Regions from separate parts of the Homo sapiens genome. Here region 1 is linked to region 2. The links are chromatin loops, found by intact Hi-C in ENCODE. Cell type or tissue: PC-9. All regions are shown on one strand. Links, peaks and the distances in the headings refer to the core of each region. The heading gives the core; the rest is flanking DNA.

Region 1 (6,844 bases), core at 1,600-5,599, 470 kb after region 2:
ATTTCTGGCCAGGTGCGGTGGTGGCTCACGCCTGTAATCCCAGCCCTCCAGCCCGGCCAACAAGAGCCAAACTCTGTCTCAAAATAAAGAGAAAAGTATAGGATTTCTTCATGAGGTGATGAAAATGTTCTAAAAATCATTGTGGTGATAGTTGTGTGTATCTGACGATATACTAAAATAATTGTACACTTTAAGTGGGTGAATTGAATTGTATGGCATATGAATTCTATCTCAATAAAATAATCTGGTTGTGTGTGTGTGTGTGTGTGTGTGTGTGTGTGTATGTGTTTTGTTTTTGAGACAGAGTCTTGCTCTGTCTTGCCCAGGCTGGAGTGCAGTGGTGGAATCTCAGCTCACTGCAGTCTCCACCTCCTGGGTTCAAGAGATTCTCCTGTCTCAGCCTCCCGAGTACCTGGGACTACATGTGTGTGCCACCACACCTGGCTAATTCTGTATTTTCAGTATAGACAGAGTTTCACCATGTTGGCCAGGCTGGTCTCGAACTCCTGACCTCAGGTGATCCACCCCCCCCGCCCCCCCCCACGCTCCCAAAGTGTTGGGATTACAGACGTGAGCCACTGCAGCAGCTTTTTTGTTGTTGTTGTTGCTTTGTTTTTTGTTTGTTTGTTTTGAGATAAGGTCTTGCTCTGTCTCCCAGGCTGGGGTACACTGGTGGGATCTTAGCTCACTGCAGCTTTGACCTCCTGGGCTCAAGTGACTTCCACCTCAGCCTCCTGAGTAGCTGGGACTACAGGCGTGCACCACCACCCCCAGCTAATTTTTGTATTTTTAGTGGAGACAGAGTTTCGTCATGTTGTCCATGTTGGTCTCCAACTCAGCCTCCCAAAGTCCTGTGATTACAGACGTGCACCACTGCACCAGGCCAATAAAGTGGTTTCGAAAAAGAAAAGTTTTTAATTTTAACAAATCAAATCCAGTAAGATATATATATATATAACCATAACCAAGTGTCAATTTTCCCTGACTTACAAGATTGGTTTAATATTTTAATATCAATGTAATTCACCATATTAACAGAATGAAGGGGAAAACCCCTGTCAATACCATCATATCATCTCAACAGATATAGAAAAAGCATTTGACAGAATTTTTTTTTTTTTTTTAGATCGAGTCTCACTCTGTTGCCCAGGCTGGAGTGCAATGCCTCAATATCCGCTCACCACAACCTCCGCCTCCTGGGTTCAAGAGATTCTCCTGCCTCAGCCTCCCAAGTAGCTGGGAGTACAGGCCAGTGCCACCACGCCTGGCTTTTTTTTTTTTTTTTTTTTTTTTTTTTGAATTTTTAGTAGAGACGGGGTTTCACTATGTTGGCCAGGCTGGTCTCAAACTCCGCCCACCTAGGCCTCTCAAAATGCTGGGATTACAGGCGTAAGCCACTGCGCCCGGCCCTTGACAGAATTTAATACCCATTTGTAATAAAAACTGAGCATTTTAGGAACAGAAGGGAATTTCCTCAGCCTCATAAAGGGTGTAAGTGACAAACTCAAGGTTGACACCACACTTAATGATGGTGAAAGCCCGAATGCTTTCTTTCTAAAATTGGGAACTGTGCAAGAATGTCTACCCTCGGCACTTCTTTTCGACACTCTATTGGAGACACCAGCCAATGCAGCAAGGCAAGGGAGAGAAAAGGCATTGAAATTGGTAAGGAGGATATAATGCTGCCTTTATTCCCAGAAGACATGATCGTATACATGGAAAACCCTAAGTCATCTAAAGTAAAGCTACTAGAATTAATAAGTAAATTCTGCAAAGTCACTGGCTAGAAGGATCAATACACAAAAATAGTATTTCTAGGTACCAGCAACGAATAATCAAAAATGTGTAAGAGGAGTTCCGGTGAGCTCTGTGCACATGTGCGCGGAGGTAAAGAGGCTTGGGAGGCCTCGCCTGAGAGAGTGAGCCAAGGACATGGAGAGACAGTGTATTACAAAAGGTGCCTTGTACCTTGTCCAAGGACACAGAGCTGGTGGGAGGCAGAGCTGGAATTTGCTCCAGAGCCTTTGTGCTGTAGGACAGGCTGCGGGAGGAGCTGCAGGACTGAGGTACAGAAGCCGCGGAAGGGGCCCAACGAGGGGCAGAGCCGGCACTTGACTCCGTGGGATCCCACGAGACAGACACCCTTTCCTCACCGCCCGAGTGAGCGCCGCCCCTCACAGAGACCTCTTTGCACCCTGGGCCACGCGGGGCAGGCGCTGCCGTCCAGGAGGCCCCATGGAGCTGACGGTGCCGCTGAAGCAGGAGGCCGAGGGCCTGGCGCTGGGCTCCTCGTGGCACCGCTTCCGCCGCTTCCACCTGGGCGAGGCGCCGGGCCCGCACGAGGCGCTGGGGCTGCTACGCGCCCTGTGCCGGGACCGGCTGCGGCCCGAGGTGCACACCAAGGAGCAGATGCTGGAGCTGCTGGTGCTGGAGCAGTTTCTGAGCGCGCTGCCAGCCGACACGCAGGCCTGGGTGTGCAGCCGTCAGCCGCTAAGCTGGGAGGAGGCGGTGGCCCTGCTGGAAGAGTTCTGGGTGAGCCTGACGGGGCTGCGACGGGGGAGGGGAGGAGGCAGGGGAGCGGGGAAGCCAGGAGGAAGCGGAGGGAAAACCGCTGCTTAGCCCCCGAAAACCAGTGTGACCCACGGTGGGGAGGCCATGGCGCAGCAAGGAGGGACAGTCCATGTGGGGCTCCATCCAACACCAGCTGCAAGTCAGTAGGGCCCCCAAGACCTTGGCATACTTGCGAGTTCTCTAGAAGGACTCACAGCCATGTTCACAGTCACGGCTTATCACAGAGAAGGACGCGCTGGAAGCAGCCAGGAAGAGGGCCCGGAAGGCTCCACGGAGACCAGTTATCAGCTGTCCTCTCCCTTCACTCCTCCCGGCACGCAGGGAGTGTTGCCAGCCAGGGACCCTCCTCAGATCTTGGTGTCCCGGGTTCTTACTGGGGACTCCTCCCCGATCTGTGTGGCTGACCTCAGCCTCCAGCCCCGGAAGCTCAAGGATACCACCTGGCCCAAACTCCACCCCAAATCCATCTTGCTGTCGGGCTGGCCTGAGGGCCCCAGGCAGTCAGACCCTCCTCATGCGCGAGACACCAAGGGCTCAGAGATGACTTCCCGAGGGCGGAGGGCAAAAGCCAGGCCTCTCTCTGGGCAGGTTTGGATTCTTCTTTTTTTATTATTTCTTTTTTTTTTCTTTTTTTTTTTTTTTGAGACAGAGTTTCGCTCTTGTTGCCCAGGCTGGAGTGCAGTGGCGCTATCTCGACTCACTGCAACCTCCGCCTCCCAGGTTCAAGTGATTCTCCTGCCTCAGCCTCCTGAGTAGCTGGGATTACAGGCGCCCGCCACCATGCCCAGCTAATTTTTTGTATTTTTAGTAGAAATGGGGTTTCACCATTGTTGGCCAGGCTGGTCTCGAACTCCTGACCTCAGGTGATCCGCCTAATCTTGGCCTGCCGAAGTGCTGGGATTACAGGTGTGAGCCACCGCGCCCGGCCCCAGGTTTGGATTCTTTCACACAGCAGGTATGGGCCGACTCACTGTCTGGGGCCCGCCCAGCCCAGCCCAGCAACTGTGTTTGTGAAGTCTTGGTGCACAGCCACACCCATTCACTTACGTCATCTGTGGCTGACTCTTGCCACCGTGACTATGACAGAGAGCCTGAGAAGCTGGAAGCATTTCCTGTCTTGCCCTGTAGGGGAAGCTTGCATCCTGGTTTAGAGTACGCTCTCCAGGGAGGATGTGTAAGGTGAACCGCAGACGCCATCTTACGTGTTCTAGTCGCCACGTTAAAAAAAGTGAAAAGAGGCCGGGCGCGGTGGCTCACGCCTGTAATCCCAGCATTTTGGGAGGCCGAGGCGGGCGGATCACAAGGTCAGGAGATCGAGACCATCCTGGCTAAACAGGTTGAAACCCCGTCTCTACTAAAAATACAAAAAAATTAGCCAGGCGTGGTGGCGGGCGCCTGTAGTCCCAGCTACTTGGGAGGCTGAGGCAGGAGAATGGTGGGAACCCGGGAGGCGGAGCTTGCAGTGAGCAGAGATCGCGCCACTGCACACCAGCCTGGGCGACAGAGCGAGACTCCGTCTCAAAAAAAAAAAAAAAAAAAAAAGTGAAAAGAAACAGGTGAATTTAGTTTTGATAATCTGCTCGTTGACCCTAATGTCTTCAAAATATTGTCCTTTCAATACCTGACACTCTCACGTGCCCGGTGGGGGCTGTGTGGGGCCTGGGTGATGAGCAGCGGGCAGCCACGCAGAGACCTCTGAGAAGAGTGGTCCAGGCCACGGGAACAGCCAGTGCAAAGGCCCTGAGGCGCCTCGAGCAGCAGAGGGGCCCGTGAGTAAGGGAGTGTTAGCAGTGAGGCTGGAGTCACCAGTGGTGGGAGGGTGAAGAGTCAGAGCAGTCGGGTGTTCATCGTAGGTGTGTACCGAGTGCCTGCTGGGTGCTGGGATGTAGCAGCAGAAAGGGGGCATCTAGGTGAGGCAAAGCGAGCAAAAGCCTTCAGTCCACAGCAGCCGGGGGTCCTTCCTTTCTTCCAGAGGGAACAGCTCCTGTCAAGGCTGCCACTTGGCTTCTGCGCCACCCAACTCAGTGGCCTTGTCCCTCTGCCTTCTTATGCAGCCTGACCAGCCCCCAAACACTCTCCCCTCTTACTGTCTGGGATACAGCTCGCCCCTCCTCTGCTCCCGCCTCCCAGCACCTCTGTGCTGACTCTGGCTTCTCTATCCTCACCCTCCTTCCGGGTCAGTGTTCCCTAAAGTGGGTTGTAACAAATCACCACAAACCCAGCAGCTTACAAATAACGCACATCTGTTATCGTTCTGGAGGTCAGAAGTCCAAAATGGGTCTCACCGCCCAAAATCAAGGTGTTTGCAGAGCCACGTTCCTTCCTGAGGCTCTAGAGGAGAATCCGTTTCCTGCCTTTTCCAGGTCCTAGAGGCTGCCTGCATTCCTCGGCTCATGGCTCTTCCTCTGTCCTCAGAGTGCTGCACTCCAACTTCTGCTTCCGTCTCCCTATCTCTCCTCTGACCTTGACCCTCTTAGGTCCTGTGGTCACTTCATAGGATGCCTGTGATGACATTGAGCCCATCAGGAAAATTTAGGATAGTTTCCCCGTGTCAATGCTTAATTCCTTCCCGTCTGCAGAGTCCCTGTTGGCCTGTGAGACAGCATGTGGCAGGTTCTGGGGATCAGGCCATGTATGTCTTTGGGCCATTATTCTGTCTGCCATAGAGATGAGAGGAATACAGGGTGAACTGGAGGTGGAATAGAACTAACATGGAATTTGTCGGCCTCAGGGTTACTGCCTTTCCAGTTTTCGTGACTCCTCAGAACAGGAGCCGGCGTGGGTGCCAAATAGGTAGATTTCAGCCACTGTTACTGCTCTGACCTCATGCCATCTGTTTCTTTGGCATTAAAATGTCCTTTTAGGAAAAGATGGTAAAAGTACACTTGGTAGTTATTGTTGCTTTTAATGTATATATCACTTTTAATGTATATATCTTGCAAAATAAAACCAATCCCTTCCATTTGGGATGCAGTGAGAGTTAGAGAAAAATGTGTCAGACCTATACAATGAAAATTATAACACATTACTGAGAGATATTAATGAAGGCCTATGGTCTACTAAATGAAGAGAGACACTAATTATGGATTGACAGATTCAATACTCTTTTTTGTTTTTTTGTTTTGTTTTGTTTTGTTTTGTTTTGAGACAGAGTCTCGTGCTGTCGCCTAGGCAGGAGTGCAGTGGTGCGATCTCGGCTCACTACAACCTCCGCCTCCCCGGTTCAAGCAATTTTCCCTGCCTCAGCCTCCAAAGTATATGGGAGTACAGGGGGCCGCCACCACGCCTGGCTAATTTTTGAATTTTTACTACAGACGGAGTTTCACCATGTTGGCCAGGCTGGTTTGGGTTTCACCGTGTTGGCCAGGCTGGTTTCAAACTCCTAACCTCAAGCGATCCACCCAACTCAACCTCCCAGAGTGCTGGAATTACAGGCATGAGCCACCATGCCTGGCCAGGAAAATAAGTATTTTCAACAAATAATACTGAAAAAAGTGGATATCCATATTAATATGGTTTGGGTCTGTGTCCCCACCAAATCTTATGTGAAAATGTAATCTCCAGAGGTGGGGCCTGCTGGGAGGTGACTGGATCATGGGAATGGATCTTTCATGAATGGTGTAACACCATCCTCTTGGTGCTGTTCTTGTGATACAGTTCTCATAAGATGTGGTTGTTTAAAAGTGTGTGGCACCTCCCCACTTCGCTCTCTTGCTCTTGTTCTGGCCATGTGGTATGTGCCTGCTTCCCCTTCGCCTTCCGCCATGATTGTAAATTTTCTGAGGCCTCCCCAGAAGTGGAAGCCTCTATGCTTCCCCGTACAGCCTGCAGAACTATAAGCCAAGTAAACCTCTTTTCTTTATAAACGACCCAGTCTCAGTTATTTTATAGTAATGTGAGAATGCACTGGTACACATATAGATAAAAATGAACCTTAATCCTTAATTTATGCCATACATAAGTTAACTAGAAATGGATTTTTTTCTTTTTTTTCTTTTTTTTTTTTTGGAGACGGAGTCTTGGTTTGTCGCCCAGGCTGGAGTGCAGTGGCAAGATCTCGGCTGACTACTACCTCTGCCTCCTGGGTTCAAGCGATTCTCCTGCCTCAGCCTCCCGAGCATCTGGGACTACAGGTGTGCACCACCACACCCAGCTAATTTTTGTGTTTTTAGTAGACATGGGGTTTCACCCTGTTGGACAGGCTGGTCTCGAACTCCTGGCCACTGCGCCCAGCCCACTTCATCGAAATCTAAAAACACAATTAAAGATGGAG
Region 2 (6,844 bases), core at 1,549-5,548:
GCAAGTGGAAGGACAGTCACAGAACAGGAATACCCGTGTCCCAGTAAAGCCCAGTCCCTGGTACCCACACAAGTTTCTACCACCCCACCTCGGAGGCCACATGATAGGGGCCTTCCTTCTGTGCCATTTCATCCCTTCCTAAACTCAACAAAGGCTCTCTGTACTGTTCAGAGTAACTAAACTCATTTCTCTACAGGATCACCTCAGCTGCCCACATCCATGACTTTCAGTCCACCCAAAGAGAAATCACAGGGACAAGGTTCACCCCAGTGGCAGCGTCCTTGGTCAGCCTGGCCCTTTGGCCTGCTCAGACAGGCCTCAGAGGCACCAGAGCTTGTCCTAGGCCCTAGGTTCAGGGCTCCCTTCCTTATATGCTGCTGTTTTGGGTTTTTTTGTTTGTGCGTTTGGGTTTTTTTTTGAGACGGATTCTCACTCTGTCACCCAGGCTGGAGTGCAGTGGCGCTATCTCGGCTCACGACAATCTCCGCCTCCTAGGTTCAAGTGATTCTCCTGCCTCAGCCTCCCAAGTAGCTGGGACTGCAGGCACCCGCCACCACGCCCTGCTAATTTTTTGTATTTTCAGTAGAGACGGGGTTTCACCATGTTAGCCAGGATGGTCTCGATCTCCTGACCTTGTGACCCGCCCGCCTCGGCCTCCCAAAGTGCTGGACATGCTTCTTCTGAGAAAGACTGGAGCTGACAAACATGAACTGCTGCATTCCTCTGTCCTGGATTTGCCTCCCACACTGCACTATTAGCTCTGGAATGCAGGAAGCTGCTTTCCCAGACCCTGATCCAGCTGAAGTGTTCAGTGCCCTTGTGTTGAGGGAAGGAGGAAAGAAGGCAGAGAAAGAGTGAAAGAGGCTTTACAATGAGAAACCCCAGTGGCAAAGTCAAGAGAGCATGAAGAAGAATCCTGGGATTGAATACTGTCAGCTCTTAACTTTTAGTGTGACTTTGGGCAAGTGACTAAAATTTCTGATCATCAGTTTCCTCATCTGTAACAATGGGCTCATAATAGTTCCACTTCCTAGGGATAAAGTGAGACGATGTCTGTACAGCACTCAGTGGAGTATCTAGCAAACAATAACACTCTGTGTATGTTAATTTTTTAATTATAATCATTGTATCATCACTCTTGACCTGCAATTCCTTGCTCACAAAATGAGGAGTTCAACCAGGTAACTCCCAACTCCCTTCCAGTCCAACAGCTCTGTAACTTGCTAAGGCAGAAATAAACTCTTTTAACTTACATCAGCCCCACTTCACAAATGACAATGGACACTAGGAGAGTGGAGGTGCTGGAGCCCAAGTTTGAGTTCTGCCAGATCCAGCAACCAGTTTTGGATGATTGCTAAATCCAGTTGAAAGGCTTCCATCCCTAAATTGACTTGTGTCTTGCATCTTGTCGCAACACTAAGCTAATATTAAATCTTTCATTCAGCACACATTGAATTGCTACTGATTGTCACATTGTGTCTCAGATTAGCTTTATTGCATTATATATTCAGCCACGTACAGCTCGCTGAAACCAGCATCCAGAGTCACCTCTCAGCTCTCTGCAGGCTTTAGAATGTTTTTGGGATTGTGAATTTCTTATAGAATGGGACAAAATTTTCATTGAACAACTGGCAACTTTCATTGGACAACTGACACTTCACAACTAAGGAAAAGAACCTCAAAAGCACTGTCTGCCAGGAATATAAATCACCACTGATCAATTTCAATGACTTCCAGTGCATGAATCATTTTAGTAATAAAACTGTTTGGGAAAAGACTGAAGGATTGTGTCTCTTAATCTTACACACCCAGAATCTGCTATTAAATATGTCCAGGGCAACACTGGGTTATGGATTCACTTGAAGAACCGTTTAATTCCTCAAAACGATCAGGACTCAAGTTGAATTTATAAACGGAATTAAACAGAAGATTTGTTGCTCACTAGAGTAAGTCAGTAGAGCTGAGATATATGGGTGATTTTTCTCCCATTAACGTATCTCTCAATACTCAAAAAGTAATAACTTCTGAAGAATTGCACTTATCCAGGACAAACCGGATAGAGTAACTACAATTCTTCTTCCTTCAATATTCCACATGCTTCTCCTTCCCCAATGAAAGCAATCTTCTTTTTCTAATAGAGTTTGCTTCCATTTCTGTCTACCCCTCCCTCAAAAAAGAAAATTACAAGATTAGCTAAAAATTAGATTGCAGTATATTTCACAAGTTAGTACTTAACTGACCACGTATTGATTCATGACGGTTAATATTGACTCCTAAGTACACTACGAGACCCTTAGCAGTAGAAACACCATCCGGAGTTTTCCCTGTGTTCTCCCACATATCCAGAACAGTGTTTCTCAATCAGGGCAACTTTGCCCTCGGGGGGACATTTGGCAATGTCCAGACACATTTTGATGGTCACGACTGGGTCATGGTAGATGTTACTGGAATCAAGTGGGAAGAGGTCAGGATGCTGTTAAATGTCTTACAATGCTTGGGACAGCCCCCACAACATAGGATTATCCTACCCAAATTGTCAATAGTGCTGAGGTGGAGAAATTCTGATCTGGAATCATTCTGGGCCCATAAAAAATGCTCAAAATGTTTGTTGATGGAATACAACTGGCTCGTGTTCACAGGAAGACAAATGACAGCTCAAAGGGGTGTGGGGTAGTTAGGGGGTTCATGGAGGAGATGGGCTTAGTAGACACTTGTAAGTATGGGTAGAACTCGGATGGGCAGGGAGGAGGAGAACAGGAGACATTTCAGAAAGGGAAAAGCTACAGAAGTATGGCACTCACGAGAGGTCCGAGAAGACTGATCTCACTGGCAAAACCTAAAGAAATGCTTCAGACCAAGGAGATCTTAGTAGAACAGAACTCAGTATCAAATTTGACTGAATAATGTAGTTTGGTTTCAAAAACAACTGACTATATGTTTTGGGGAAGGGGAGTAGGAAAAAATTGTATTTAGCACCATTTATATTTATATAAATAGCACCACTGATTTATATTAGCACCATTTTACAGATAAAGGAAATGAGACATGGAGACGTTAACCATAAACTTGGGGATATTTTTGCTTAATACTTTGGTAAATCTGCTTACTTATTATACCTTTTGACATGGGCTGGGTGTTATTATAGACAATACCGCCAGTGCATGGTAGCCCATGGTGTTTACAGCATGGGCTCTGGTTGAGAAACACTGTTCTGGGTGTGTGGGAGAACTCAGGGAAAGCTTCTGATGGTGTTTCTGTCACTAAGCATCTCACAGTCTACTATAGGCTCACACTGACTCCACCACTTATTAGTTCATGACCTTGGGCAAGGGGCTGGACTTGTGAATATTAAATTGGCTTGTAAGGGTAAAGCAGACAGGACAGGACGAGGCACACAGAATATGCTCAGTCATGTTGGCTGTTTTTATTATCGTCATCCTTTTTAATGAAGGTTCCTTAGCCCTAGCCTACAGGTTTCTGCTGAATTCACCACCTGAATAAGCAGCATCAACTCATCTGGGGGTGGCAAAATGAAAGGGGAATTAGCATACGGCCCAGGGGAAAACTTTCCCTTTGCCCTCTAAAGGATTTCCTGAAAAATCCACTCACAAAAGGCAGATTTATTGAAAGGCATATAAAATTTATTTGATTACAGTTTTACAATGACATGGGAGCCTTCCCAGTGAAGACCCAAAGATACAGGGGAAATTGTCTGTTTTTATGCTTAGGTTCAACAAAGGACGGACAGTGTGTAGAAATACGATGGGATAAAAAAGCTATGATCTAATGCTAAAGACTGCTTGGGGAAACCTAGCAAGGCCTGTCTGGATTCTTAGCCTCTCTGAGCACGCATTCCTTCCTTCTGGGTTTGGGGCAGGGCCTTCTCTGGAATTGCGGTCTTATGACCTACAGTCAAACAAGGTAGATCAGATAATTTCTTTGTGGCCAGTTTTTATGCAGAAAGGTGGGGAGAGGGGAAGCGGGGAGTTAGAGTAGTATTTTTAGGTCACAGGGCTGCCTTTGGGGAAAGGGGGTTCTGGTTTCTAGGACCTGCCTTGGGGAAGAAGCTAGTTTCTATATCTAGCCTTGGTGGAGAAGGAGACTAAGAGACAGGAGAGCAGAAGATCAAAAAAAAACTTTTGCTTCTGAGCTCTTCATTGTGGGGTATCACCAACATTAGCAAGCCCCTTTCAGGACTTTCCCAACTCTTTTCAATAGCCTGTTTTCACAGATCTCTCAAAACTCAAGGATTTCAATGTCACTATTCAAGCTGAAAACATTTTCCCCTGCAACCTCCTTGTTAAATCTGTAGTTTGGACAAGGAAGCAATAAAGCAAGCATGTGCAGGCTGCTGCTTTGAGTAGCCAGCTGAGAAATGATTCCCACTAGGGTGGGTGTGGGTGTGTGTGAGTGTGTGTGTGTGTGTGTGTGTGTGCGTTGTAGGGAGAGAAAAAATGCAATGTACACAGCAGGATGACCCACAGATTCTGAGAACACAGTGTCAGTCTGCAGAAGGCAGGCACTTTTACACTTCTGAGCAATCAGCACCTTTATGTGCAATTTATTTCCAGTTTTAAAAAAAATGAGGTGGGTGGTTCCTCCGTCAAAGTTACCTCCCTGACTTTTAACGGCTCATTAAACGGGAAAGGATTGAGAGGATCCTTAATGGTGAATGGGGCTGGAGGCTCGGCCACTGAAAAGGACTGGGTAGACTGAACCTAGAAAGGAGAAGCTAATAGGGCCCAGAGTGGCTGCCTTCAAATATCTGCAGGGCTGACAGTGTGGACAGGAATTAAATATGCTATGTGTAGGAGCAAGTTGCAGAGAGCAGGTTTCAGTGCAACATACCAAATGTTTTTCTGCTACTTAGAATAGTCTAAAAATATAATCCCCTGTCAAGGAGTAGTGAGTTTCCCATCATTAGAGTTATGCAAGCAGAGGCTGCATGACCATTTTGCAGGGATGTAGTAATTATTTCAAACATTAAAGCCATTTCCAATTATATAGTTCCCAAATTTAAAACTTCCATTGCCTATTTGGACATAAGGGGTAGATTCAGCTTATTTGCTTTGCCTTCTGCAGGCTTGACTCCATACCAGTGATAGAAAGAGTTTCCATCTCCAAGGTGAGCTCCTGTCGATTGTTACTGGATGACTGGACCACTATGTGGAGGTTTCCGAGGCTATGAAATGTGATCGATTAGTGATGCTAAGGACAAAAGGAAAGAGCAAAGGAGGCCCACTTTTCATGTGTATTGTATATGCAGCAGCTATATATAGTTTAGGATAAGATTTTTAAAACATTTTAAATCTAATTTCCCTTCTCGATAAGCAAAATTCTTTCCTTTCCACCATTACGGTTAGGGCATGAGACTTATTGCCTCAGGGAAGGGGCAGCTGGATCTCCCTAGAAAAAGGAGACTATGGGGTAAGGAAGAAAGATATAATGTAGGGCAATTTCCAGCAGACAGAAGGGTAAGTAGCAGCCCTTCTTCAGAGAAAGTGAAGAGGACCGGAGAGGGTGAAATGGGAAGAAGGAGCTTCCAGAGACCTCCCTGCCCTGCCTCCGAGCCTCACTCAGGGCAGGGAGTAAGGACAGATGGAAATCTGGGGTAGGATGAAGGGAAAGACGAACACCAAGGAGGATCCACAGTGCTTCTTGTTTGGCCATCTCATGCTGCCCTACGCCAACCACACAAGGCAGCCACAGCAGGTCAGAATGACAGGGTGGTGTGTGTGAGAGAAGAGGGCCACAGCAGGGGTCCAGAACATCTCTGTTCACAGGTGGTGTGGAAGTGTCTGGAGTTCTCAAATGTGCTAGTGAGGGATACAGAGTTGAGAGCAAGGGGCTGGGCTTGAGTGGCCATTGTGAGTCGCCAAGTGACACAGTTGATTGCCAGAGGTTCTATAAGGCCATTGAGGTCAGAGATGGACATCACATCAACAAGGAAGCCACCAAGCCCGGAAGGTGCTAAAAGAGCACACCCAGGGGACCCCACCATGAATGTGTCAGTAGCAGGTGCACAAGGACAGAGGCCATGGCCAGAAAGAGTCCCGCTGGAGGTCAGAGGAAGCTGGGACACACAGCACTCTCACCAGGAACCTCTCCCTGAAGCAGAGAGGATGCAGAAGCTTCTCTTGTTTGAAGGCACTGAGGAATGTCAGAGGGAGGGGAGACCCTCTGAAATCACCCACAGGGAGTCTGAACTTCAAATTGACTAATTGCTACAAAGGCCATTTTAACCCAGAAAAGACTGAGTTGTTTTTAATTCACAAGTATAAGTCATAGTGTGTGGCATGATGGAAGTGGAACTGACCTTTCCAAATCTGAGTATGGCCACGGCAGCATCTCCACCGTCTCCCTCACACACACATGCTGTAAGTTCATGTGCAGTCAATCATGAGCGCCTGTCAAGGTGTAGCTAGAGCAGAAAGATCTGGAAGCCTTCTTGAAAGCAGAAGGAAAGAAGGAAGACGATTAGGTGGGCGAGAGCATTGGGGGTGTGGTAGGAAAGAAAAAGAGGGAGAAATCCACCTGAAGGATAGCAATAACTAACACTATCGAATGTTTCTCACATAGCAGGCACTTTGCATCCTCATAACTCCAAGTGTGGCCTGGAGACCAGCAGGCATCACCCAGAGCTTGTTAGAAATACAGAATGTCAGCTTACTCCCTAGACCTACTGACTAAGAACCTGCGTTTTAATGTGATCCCAGGTGACTTGTGTGCTTGTTAGAGTTTGAGAGGTGCTACATTACATGATTTAATGTCATTAGTTTAATTCAACAATTCTATCCATTCAAAATGATTTTCTCATTTTGCAGATGAGGAAGCTGAGATCCAG

The links. A loop is a pair of places that touch in the nucleus more often than their neighbours do. Peaks named below come from ENCODE experiments on the same cell type or tissue, not always from the same donor. Only the 100,000 strongest peaks of a DNase experiment are listed, where the experiment ranks them.
Region 1: a loop joins it to region 2, with 7 times the contacts of the local background. A loop is called at or near these places in 1 of 110 quality-filtered maps.

Annotation. Positions count from the first base shown.
Region 1 is chr15:58,862,771-58,869,614 of GRCh38, forward strand. It overlaps the pseudogene ZNF444P1. Among named protein-coding and RNA genes, the nearest start is that of SLTM, 67 kb to the right of the region's middle. In PC-9, for the core only: CTCF peaks have their summits at 3,740 and 3,940; DNase peaks (open chromatin) are centred at 2,471, 2,961 and 3,631; H3K4me3 peaks cover 2,222 bases; H3K27ac peaks cover 2,642 bases.
Region 2 is chr15:58,388,926-58,395,769 of GRCh38, forward strand. No RefSeq gene overlaps it. Among named protein-coding and RNA genes, the nearest start is that of LIPC, 40 kb to the right of the region's middle. In PC-9, for the core only: no CTCF peak of the experiment used is centred there; DNase peaks (open chromatin) are centred at 3,356, 3,866 and 4,576; H3K4me3 peaks cover 706 bases; H3K27ac peaks cover 4,000 bases.